Linked DNA regions of Homo sapiens: region 1 is linked to region 2. The links are chromatin contacts, found by Hi-C in ENCODE. All regions are on one chromosome and are shown on one strand. The core of a region is the stretch at or near the end of the contact, and the rest is flanking DNA. Distances in the headings are between cores, read along the strand shown. Region 1 overlaps TGFB2 (transforming growth factor beta 2). Region 2 has its middle 48 kb from the start of ZC3H11B.

Evidence for each region. A loop is a pair of places that touch in the nucleus more often than their neighbours do. Pooled maps may share reads with other maps.
Region 1: a map of posterior cingulate gyrus shows a loop between it and region 2 (5-fold over the local background). The contact joins two enhancer-like sites. A Hi-C loop is called at or near these places in 9 of 168 maps with a recorded cell type or tissue (HAP-1, cardiac septum, chondrocyte and 5 more), 6 of 37 single-sample maps with no recorded cell type and 5 of 50 pooled maps.

The regions. Positions count from the first base shown.
Region 1 is chr1:218,349,084-218,354,540 of GRCh38, forward strand. All of the region lies in intron 1 of TGFB2 (transforming growth factor beta 2), which reads left to right. Among named protein-coding and RNA genes, the nearest start is that of TGFB2-AS1, 6.1 kb to the left of the region's middle. Within about 2 kb of position 2,548, at least 20 of the 41 ENCODE cell types and tissues checked have a DNase peak (open chromatin) inside an H3K27ac peak, as active enhancers do.
Region 2 is chr1:219,658,837-219,664,152 of GRCh38, forward strand. No RefSeq gene overlaps it. Among named protein-coding and RNA genes, the nearest start is that of ZC3H11B, 48 kb to the left of the region's middle. RefSeq lists enhancers at 2,251-2,545, 2,492-2,541 and a silencer at 2,338-2,537. Within about 2 kb of position 1,980, at least 4 of the 41 ENCODE cell types and tissues checked have a DNase peak (open chromatin) inside an H3K27ac peak, as active enhancers do.

The DNA of each region.
Region 1 (5,457 bases), core at 1,298-3,797, 1.3 Mb before region 2:
TCCTTTCCATTTCACCCCAGCCACCAAATAAATGAAAACCTCCGATACGTCCAAGATAAATAAAATATACTGCCAGTTTTCATACAAAGAATACAGGCTTTAAAAAGTCTGTATTCTGTATGGAAGTTTAGGAGCAGAAAGCCATATTAATAGCAGGTTCGATACTACTGTGCAAGGACTGGATAATTTTATAGAAAATAGGTTAACTGATTTTCCAGCACTTTTTAGTTATACTGGAATATAGCAAACCCTTCCAAAAAAAAGGAAAAAAAGAAAAAAACCATATTTTTAAAAAGCAAATTGAAAGTACAGCATTGGCTTATATACCAGCTTTCCCTCTTTAGGACTTTTCTGCCTAACTTTTAACTCAGCTGTCACTGAAGTGGCTGTGGGGAGGGAGTGTGCCTGTCATTCCTTGCAGTGAATCTGGCGAGGGTCATAAGCCCCAGAGATGAAGCCATGGGAAAGATCACTGGTTCATTTTTTACCATCAACTTATTAGCGTTCAGGGAGTGACTTCAGCTCAAGTATTACAAATATGCTCTAATTATACTCAATGAGCTATATATCATTACAGATTGCTGATAGCCCTTTGTGGGACATTTTATAAAGTTCAGACTACATATTTTTAGCAATGTGGAGATTTAAAAGTAAAAATATAAGAGATATTGTATATGCCCTGAGGCATATTTTGTCTTAAATATTATCCTTGGCCAAGTATACTATATAAATACAGTAAATATGAATAGAACTGGCCAGGTGCCAATCTCCTAGGATGAATTTTAGTCAAGAATGTATTTATGGGATATAAATAATACTGTGTCAACATTTAAAGAAGGGGTCTGATTAGTTTTGAATTTATTCATATTGATCTTTTCACGTGCTGTTAGTTTAAGACTCGAAGTGGAGTTATGCTAAGGTTTACCGATAGTTTGCCCACTGGGAATTAGTGGACCTCTAGTAGTTTAACAATCCATTTGAAGTTCGAGGCACATCTATTCGAAAGATGCTGCACAAGGTTTTAGAAACTTAGAAAGGGTGATTCAGTTATACACAGGAAGAATTCAAATAATTGACATGTAAGAATCTGTAGAGAGTCCGACAATCAAAAAGAGGAAGAGACACAACGTTTCATTTTCTTTCTTTTCTCTCCCTTTTTCATTGTAACCAATCAGCACATGTTGTGGTTCTAACCCTGGTGATTTTGTACTCCCCCCAACACCCGCACCCCTACTCCCACTGGAACGTTTGGCAATGTCCAGAGACACTTTGGGTTGTCATGACTGGAGGTGGAGGGGTGCTACCGGTATTTAGTGGGTCAGCCAGGGATGTTTCTAACCATCCTATAATGCATAGGGCAACCCCCCATTCCCAACATCAAAGAATTATCCTGACCACAATGTCAGTAATGCCTCTGTTGAGGAGCCCTGGTATTTGTTGGGGGTTACTGAATTCTGTTAACAGTACCATTTAGAAAATAATAACAAAAATAAAATATCTTTATGATCAAAGCATATTCAAATGAGAATACTGAATAGGAGGATAGTCAGACAGTTATCTTAATTAAATGGAGTGTGGATTAGACCATTGTATACAGTATGTACTTTATTTTTTGTGGTCTTAAAGCCCCTAAATTAGAGACATCAAAACTTCCCATTTATTTAGCTTAAGTGATGGTGTTGACCTATCCATTACTAGCTTCAGTCAGCAGCAGTGTGATGTTAGAACAGAGAAAAAAGAAGTGAGGAATTATCATGGATTCCCCTTGCAAGGGAAATAAGCAGTTTGTGTTAACAAAGAGTGGAATCTCCAAGCTAGGCAATGGAAGAAAGTAAATAATCATCTTGATTTATTCTACCATTTTGAAGTAGATACACTAAAAATATACAGCCTGAAAAATCACAATGAGATTCCCTTTGTAGTTGTTTCACATGAGTGTTAAACATTTAACATGAAGCAATCTCCTTTTCTATTTCCTCTGTAATTTTCCAAGTTAAATTGTGGAATGTAGAATGAATACCAATGACACTATGGTTTTGGGGAATGTGACTTAGCATTCAATTCATGAATATGTCTTTCTATATACAAGTTGCTGGTCTGTTGGCCACTTGCCCAATGAAGGAAAATGTTAGCGATTGCTGGAACGTAGTGGTATTTTTGCTTTATGTAGTAAGCATTTTTACTATTTTATTTTTTAGGATTCTCTATGTGTGTGTTTGCATGTGGGTGTATGAGATAGAAACAGAAAGAAAAAGAGAGCGTATCAAAGACAGACTTGAACTTCTTGACTTCCAGAATGATTGAGTTATTAATATACAACAGACCAAACTTTAATTCTCCCTTTTTTATTGCATCGTTGCTTGTACTAACTCTAGTGTCTAATTGTGGTTACATTTAAGTTAGGTCACATGCTCCTCCTTCAGGATTTCCTCTTTTTTTTACTTTTCAAAGACTAGAAAAACCTCTCAAAGAAGTATACTATTTATAACGAAAGCAGTTGGGTCGTCTTTGTTGCCAAGTGAGGCCAGCCAGCTTTATGCCTCTCCTGAGGAGACCCCACCCGATGAAAGAGGGGCTTTGCAGAGGTTGAGGGGCAGGTGGGGACCTCTCCACCTCACAGAAGGAAGGGGTTGGGGGAGCCCACTGCGTCTCCACAGCAACCCCTGTGGTCTACTCGAGGAGTTGCACTTTTTGAATGATTTCTCCCTGGTGAAAAGATGGTGATGTAACCTAGTCGCAGCATCTTTCATATAAAGATATGAAAGAATGACAGATCGTTTTTCCTAGAGGAAACTGAGATGTGAAAAAAGGGCTAATGACTCACTGTTGAACCCACATCAAATCTGGGTTAGAACCAAGGAGTTCACTGACTTGTAGGCCTTCGCCCAGAGATTACAACACACTTTAGGCTGCATATTTAGAAGGTTCGAGAAATTAGAGTGGAGGCTCCTGGCCCTGGGAGAGGTGTGCAGGGTCACCACTGGAGTGGGACTCTGGCCCACTGCCACTCCAGCCCGCCTCCCCCTGCCCCTTGCCCACAGCACCCCCACCCCACCCCGCCCCATTATAGGTTCAGGAGTAAGGTGAGCAGCCGAGCAAGAGACTGCATGGAAGAGCTCTGGAAATAGCCCCTTCCGCTATCTTGATGTAGCATTTCCGGTACTGATGGGCTCCCGGAGAGAGGATTTGGATTTGCCAGATGTGCTTGCTCTATTTAGGCAGCGCTTCTGCTCAAGGGTGGATTCCATTTTGCAGATTCTGCACAGCTTGATGAAATGTGGCTCTGCCCGAGATAAACAAATGCCCATTGTCATTTTGAAGGCATATGTGTGCTTTCATTTTAAAAAATATCCTTTAAACAATGATAGTTTTTAACCTGGGAATTCAACGTTCTCCAGGTATTTTATTTTAGATTTAATAATATGTTAGGGGATTCTTTGATGGGTTTGTTTAGACTGAAAAGTTTGCTTCTGTCATTTGTTTGGAATAAATTTGCATCATGCTACAACCACAAGCTGCTTTTGATGGTTGGCTGTTTTGTTTCTTTTCTAAGCGCTGATATCCAGAAGTGGGTGTTTAAGTGCCCCACACTCTCACCACTACCTTACTTCCTGAATTGGCTTGGTGGTCTTGACTCTGAATGAAACTGCCCCTTGGCCTCTTCCCTACCATCTCTAAATTGCCTTCTTTTCCTTCATTGTGATGGAATGTCTGCATGGATGGATGGTCGAGTGCTCACATATCATGTCCCATTTGATACTCTACTGAGTTTGTGGGAGACAGCACCCCCTTTACTTAACCAGGCCTCAGTTTCTTCCCTTGTAAAGATGAAGAAAGTAACACTGGCCTTCTAGGGTTGTAAGGATTGATGATGACATATGTGAAGAAGCACCTAGTGCAGCTGCTCTGGCATGGAGTAGGTCTTCTTTGCCTGGCAGCAATTCTCTGAGTCTCAAATGCCTTTGACTTCAGGGTATACCATTATTTTATGTGCCACTAAGAAAAAAATATCACTTCAGTGATCATGCCATTGATTTTAAGAGAGGGTCTGGATTTTAGGGAGATGAAAATGTGATTATGAGCGATACCCCAGGAACCACTTCCATTAACCTCGGATGTCTTGGAACCTCCAGCTCATTCTTTTCCTTTGCGATAGTTCCACTCAGTGGATCTCTTTCCTTTGCTCACTCAGTTTGTTCCTTAGGTGGCCTCTGACACTTCAGGGCAGGGATGGGATGGGGCTGGAAACAGAGAACATAGGGTTGGTAATTCACCATGTCTGGCACTATCCAGTTCTCCTATGAGAAGGCCTGAGAGTTTAGGCAATTAGATTCAGGCCTTTCAGGGTCTGGTCCCTCCTCCTTGCTCAGCCCCTCCTCTCACTAAATCCCTGCATGAAAACTATACTCCAGTCACATTGTCCTCTTTGCCTTTACCCAAATGGGCCATTTATTTTCATGCCTCTGGGGTCTTTGTTTATGCTGTTTCTTCTACATAGAGATCTATCTTTTCACACCTTTAAAAATCCTTCTGCCTGGTGTGGTGGCCCACGCCTATAATCTTAGCACTTTAGGAAGCTGAGGCGGGAGGATCACTTGAGGGCAGGAGTTGAAGACCAGCCTGGGCAACATAGCAAGATCTTGTCTCTACAGAGAATTTAGTTGGGCCTGGTGGTATGTGCCTGTAGTCCTAGCTACTTGGGCGGCTGAAGCAGGAGGATTGCTTGAGCCTAGGAGTTTGAGGCTGCAGTGAGCTATGACTGCCCCGCTGTCCTCCAGCCTGGGCAACAGAGCGTGACCCTGTCTCTAAACATAACAAAATAAAACAAAATATTTCTGGGCTTAGTCAGATGCCACCTCCTTAGAAAACCTTCCTTGATTGTCCTAGTCTTATTTAATTAGCTCTTCCTTTGCACTCTTACTATACTGATGGTTATCTCTATCTCTCCCTCTTTTCTTTTGATCTTAGTAAGATCTAACTCTGTTCTGGGCTGTCTTCTTCATTGGTTTGTAGACTGCCCCAGGAACAGAAATCAAGTCTAACTTATCTATATTCTTATAGAACTTAGCATATTGTGTTTGATCAAGGAATGTTTGACAAATGGATGAGCATTCCCTTTACAGAATGAGATTGAACTACAGGAAGAAGAAGAATCTGTGAGTTCAAAGAGGTGTCAGGGCCAGGAGATGCGGAGAGATGAAATGTTCTGACCTTCATTATCAGGGAAAATGTGTCTGATGGGTCATGTCACTATGCTAAAGAGCACAGGGATTCTCATAACCATAATATTTTCTGTTTCCAATTCTCAGATAATAATGAAGGTGGTGATAATGATGATTAAAGCTAACCTTTATTGAGGACTTTTTACAGGCCAAGCATAGCTAACCTTTATTGAAGACTTATAAACCAAGCATAGTTTTAAATATTTTACATATATGTACTCTTTAATACTCACAA
Region 2 (5,316 bases), core at 730-3,229:
AGAACCTAAATAACAAAAATAGCTTATTTTTGAATGCCTACTTTTGAATATGTTTACGGACTCTACATATATTTTTCTCAGCCTTCAAACAACTCAATGGCAAGAGGTCTCATTTTATAGATGAAGAATCAAAGATTAAACAATGAATGGAAAAACAGGGTTTCTAACCACATCACATACTATTCCACCACCACCATCATCACCACCCTTTCCCGTGAACACGTTCTCCCAAATGCAACAACGCCTATGTAAGCATAAATATGATTCTGTATGGCTCTGATTCAACTAAGCACTTTGCCACACTGCTGCTGGTTCTCACTAAGTAATGTCACAGAACTATATATTGCACTGCCCTAGCACAGAACTGTTTTTCAGAAGTGACTCAAATAGAAAGTGGCATTAGTATTAACATACAAAAACATTCTTTTTTTGAAACTCAGAATGCTGGATCTAAGAAATGGCCACTTTAAGCTTGCACTAAATCTGAGTTTTGATGCTTAGCACATTCATGCTTAACGATCTGAACAATAAGTAGTGTGTCTTCCAACTGGTGCAGCTCATTCCCAGCAGCCTAGATAAAGCTGGTGGTGAGTATCCAGTCATTAGAGCTGGAAATGGACTCAGCACCTAGCATGAGCCAAATTGTGACTTCATGCAGGGCTATTTCTTTTTTCTTTTCTTTTTTTTTTTTTTTTTTGGTTTGTTTGTTTCTGTAGCTGTTCTGTTGCATTAAAGAGGAAAAAATTAATATGAACATTCAGTTCAACAACTGCCTTTGAGCACCTCTTATTGCAAAAGCCCCATGCAAAGTAGACACTGTGGAGATAAATAGATTTTAAAATATGCCCCCAAGGAAACTATGAAATTGCTGGCACAAATATTTAAGGGAAAATGGGCCACACTGACATTCCAGAATAAAACTGGTGAGCATTTCACTTATTAGGTAAAAGAGAAAACTCTTACTCATATTGAAATAATGTTTTGGTCTTCTTCTGAAACATGATATACTTTCCTATATTTGACAAAACTGACTTATCCACTTATGCCTGCTGTTTAGGGAGCCCCTGCTGAGAACTGAGAAGTTTCTGTCCTGAAGTCACCAGCTGAGAGGGCTGTTGCTAAACTCTCCCCACATTCTGTCTCCCAATGGCGTCATAGTCTTTGAACACAATGTAAACACATGCTTAATTTTAAGATTGGCTTATTATCTACATTCAATATCTCTGTTTATCAGAGCCCCTCTTAGTCTCTACATCTGTCTACTTATTCCAAACCTTAGTACAACCTTGCCCATCACTGAGGATGATAAACGTGACACAGATTGTCATTTTCCTTTTTATTCTAATGAGCAATCTGGCTCTCATTAGGGCCAATTAAATTAGAACATCCCCCCCAAAAAAGAATATTTAACGTTTATTCTGAGAACAAAAGAGAAAATGCAAGTGTAATCTGTCAGTTTATCAGGCAATATTTTTAACTTAATATTAAGAAATTGCTGTGAACTCATAAATAAACCATTAGCAAAAAGAAAACTGCTAATTAAGGTATAATCTAATCTGCTCGTCTCCATTTTGATCATAGGGTAAAAGTTCAATAAACTTTTTGATCGATACACCACAGAGATAGAAGTGAAATAGTCAAGACTTTTAATCAGGTAATTCACACTCCAGGAAGAAGAGAGGAAAAAAACACTTTGCCTCAATTCCCTCAAAATTTTGCACTAAAAATCTTGCTTTGGGGTGACTCAACCTCTCACTTATAATTTTACAAACGGCATAACCTGAGCGCTTAGAGACCATTTAGCCCAATTCCCTCATTTTACAAATGAAGAACAGGAATACAAAGACTAAGGGAGGCCCCTGGGGGCAGCGCTGGGCTGAGAACCAGGTGTCCCGACGTCAGCTCCTCCCACCTCACCTCCCTTACAAAAAAAGGGGGTGAGGAGGATACCCCTGTTGCACACAGGAGGTGGGGCGCTGCTTAACTTTTGTTAGCACCATCCGTGGGGGTGCTTGGGAAGTTTCGCTCCCTATGAGCGTGGTGACGTCATGCGAGCCAGGGGTTTTCCTAAAGGCAGCCTATGGCTCTGGCCAACGGGACCAAATCTCGGAGGGCCAAATTGAGGGAGTGTGAAGTGGGGGATGTGGCTGGAGAAGAGAAGGTGATACTAGGCCAGGACAGCTGCAAAATGACTGACAACGAGAATGAGAATATGGGTTCCTCTCTTGAGTCCCCAGAATTTTTTTCAAGTTCTTCAGCTGCATACATTTGGCTCTCTGGCGCCCTTTGTTTTCTGGCTGATGATCCTTTTATTTTTCCTGTCCTACATTTAAAAGAGAAGGAAAGAAGCGGGGAAGTCGGTTCCAACTACTCCTCGCAGCCAGTCCTCGAGCGCCCTCTGCCGTGTACATGGGAGCTCTTTGTCTTAACCTTGCAAGCGCTTACTCCTGGGTGTTGCTTTCCGCTATCAACAGAAGGTTATGGCGACATCTACAGAAGGTTATGGCGACATCTTTGCTTCTGTCTGCTGCTCAGGAAAAGCTTGGAAAATACAAAATTAGGTTGATAAAATTTGTTTCCTGTAGGAGTGTCTCCTAATTCAAGTGGAATGTCGCTCACCAGTGGGCTTAAATAAACCCTTAATCTTAAACATCCACTTTATCATGAAAATGGCACTATTTATTCCACTGGCAATATCTTGTGTCGAAATCTAAACAGTATTTCTTCTCTAATGGGAGTGAGACAGAAAGTCCTGCCAATCAAGCAGGAAAAAGAAGCCTGCATCAGACAGCAGGCCTCTGTTTCAAGGGATAAAAACCCATATTCATTCACCCAGGACTGCCGCAACTTTAAAAAACAATGTCAAAAGGAAAAGAAGGCATTGTTGCAAAAGAAAGTTCTCTGGTGTTTGTTTCATTCTTTTTTCTCTTATTTTCTTCTCTTAAAGAAAAAAATAAAAGCTGGTATAATTCCTGGTTTGCTTAAAGGCTAATGTATATTTACAGAAGCATCCAAGCCATGAATCGCTTTGAATTGAGTCGCTGTTAGATGTACAATAGGCCTACTGTGTTGCAAAGAGTCTGGCCACTCATCATGACCCCCTATTCAGTCGACCGTCCATTAATCTAAACACAGGCTCTCTCAGAGACATCCAGAAGCCCAACAATGGTTTACATTTTTTGGATGCTACCTTCCGGTTACTGTACCTAAGTGGGGAAATGTTGCTGAGAGATATTCCAATTTGACTCCCAAACGGGTTTTAAGCAAGTTACCATCCACTTGCCCTAAGCACAAAAGAACAGGTTTTCTTTTCCTCTGCCAAGTATCAATTTTTATATCAGATAGACGTCAATTATTGCTAAAAAGCTGATACAATAATAATGGAGCAGCACACAGTGGGCAGAGTCCCACTGCAGTGAAATTGGATAAGGATTTGGTTTGATTATGTAACTTTTTAGAGCAGCATAGTTTCTGCTAATAGCATGATAAATAAACAGCATCTATAGAATGTCTGAAGAATGACAATTTTAAAAAGAAAGAAAAAACAAAGGTGACCCTTGAATGTCTCTGACAACTAATCAATTTCTGACTACCTTTTTAGTCCCTTCCCTTTACCTCACCAACAACTGCATGTCACCAAACAAGGTTTCCCAAAGAATCTCCTTCTTTCCCCTGCTGGATCAGGTGAATCATAGAATCCACCATACAACTGACAAAAAGTTTTGTTCTACCATAAAGCAATGTAAAGATTAAATGTAAAGCAATGGCCAGATTTCACTTGGAACTTTCTTCTTGTTCAAATTCACTGTAAAATCCCCTTGGTTTAAAACAATGCAAGGTATACGTCCATACCACCCTGAACGCACCCGATCTCGTCTAAAACAATGCAGGAAGAAAATCACGTATTCTGCCGGAAATTCATTTATTTATCTGTACTATAAGACCATTGACTATTCCCTCACTATTTCCATAGTTTTATTAATGCTACAGAAAGAGAAAGTAACATTTTTCCCCAAGATCCCTTCTCATTTTATGGAGTAGATATTTTGAGGCATTACCTAAGTACTCCCAAGCATCCAAATATCCAAATCTAAAATATCTAAAATATCCCAAATATCTAAACACCTCAGATGGGTAAAAGCCTACCTTTTTTTGGGAGATATTCATAAGAGGAAGAGGGAGAGAGCTCACATCCTTATTTTTAACTCATTGCTGTGTCTAAATATCCCCACTACCAGCATCTAAGCTGAATTCTCCCTAGAAATGCTCAGTGCTGGTTATCAGAAGAGAATATGACATAATGATTAACTAGCACAGTATTGACTGTTTCTACTTATCACCACCATGACAAACTGCAAGATCGAACTTCTACTCCATCCCTCATTTTTGTCCACATGAAATCAGAAACCAATTTGACCCATTTATTCACTGAAATGCTTTAATTAGATGGTCTCAGGTACTCTCCAGAAATTACTTTCACTTTCTAACTTCATCACCCACAACTTTTCGCCAGCCACCACCCCTTTAAAAAGACCTCCAACCCGGGTGCTTATTAAAATAGCAGAAGCCCAAGCTCCACCTAGACCTACTAAATTAGAAACTCTGAGATGGAGGCCCAGGAATCTGCATTTACTAAGCTTCCCCCATCACCAGGTGATTTTGATGCAAATGCATTTATTTTATTGCCGCCATAATTCTGAGGAATCACAGTAGAAGCTAACATTTATTAGACTTCTGTTTTTTGCCAGGCACTGTTTGAAACACTTCATACATGTATTAATTCTTTTAATTATCACAATAACTTTATAAGAGGGTACAGTTTTTACCCTTATTTAGATGTTGATTATCCTTTCTGAGATAAAGGGACATTAGGAAACTTATTCAAGAGCACACAGTTAGTATATGGCAAGAGAAAAGATTCAGATCCAGAGGATGTCATTCCAAGCCTGTCACTAAATCACCAGGTTTTACAATCTCTAAAACAATTATTTGTCCTCTGTCTTCTCTACTAGGCTATGAATTTGTTAAGGGCAGGAATCATAGCTTTTCATCCAGATAGCTGCAGCACTCATCCAAGTGTGTGATGAACTCAAGAAATGTTTATCGAATTGTTTATTAGGTTGGTGCAAAAGTAATTGCAGTTTTGGCCATTAAAAAGAGGTAAAAACCCAGCACTTTGAGAGGCTGAGGCAGGCAGATCACGAGGTCAAGAGATCGAGACCATCCTGGTCAACATGATCGTAGTAGAAACCCCGTCTCTACTAAAAATACAAAAATTAGCTGGGCATGGTGGTGCATGCCCCTAGTCCCAGCTGC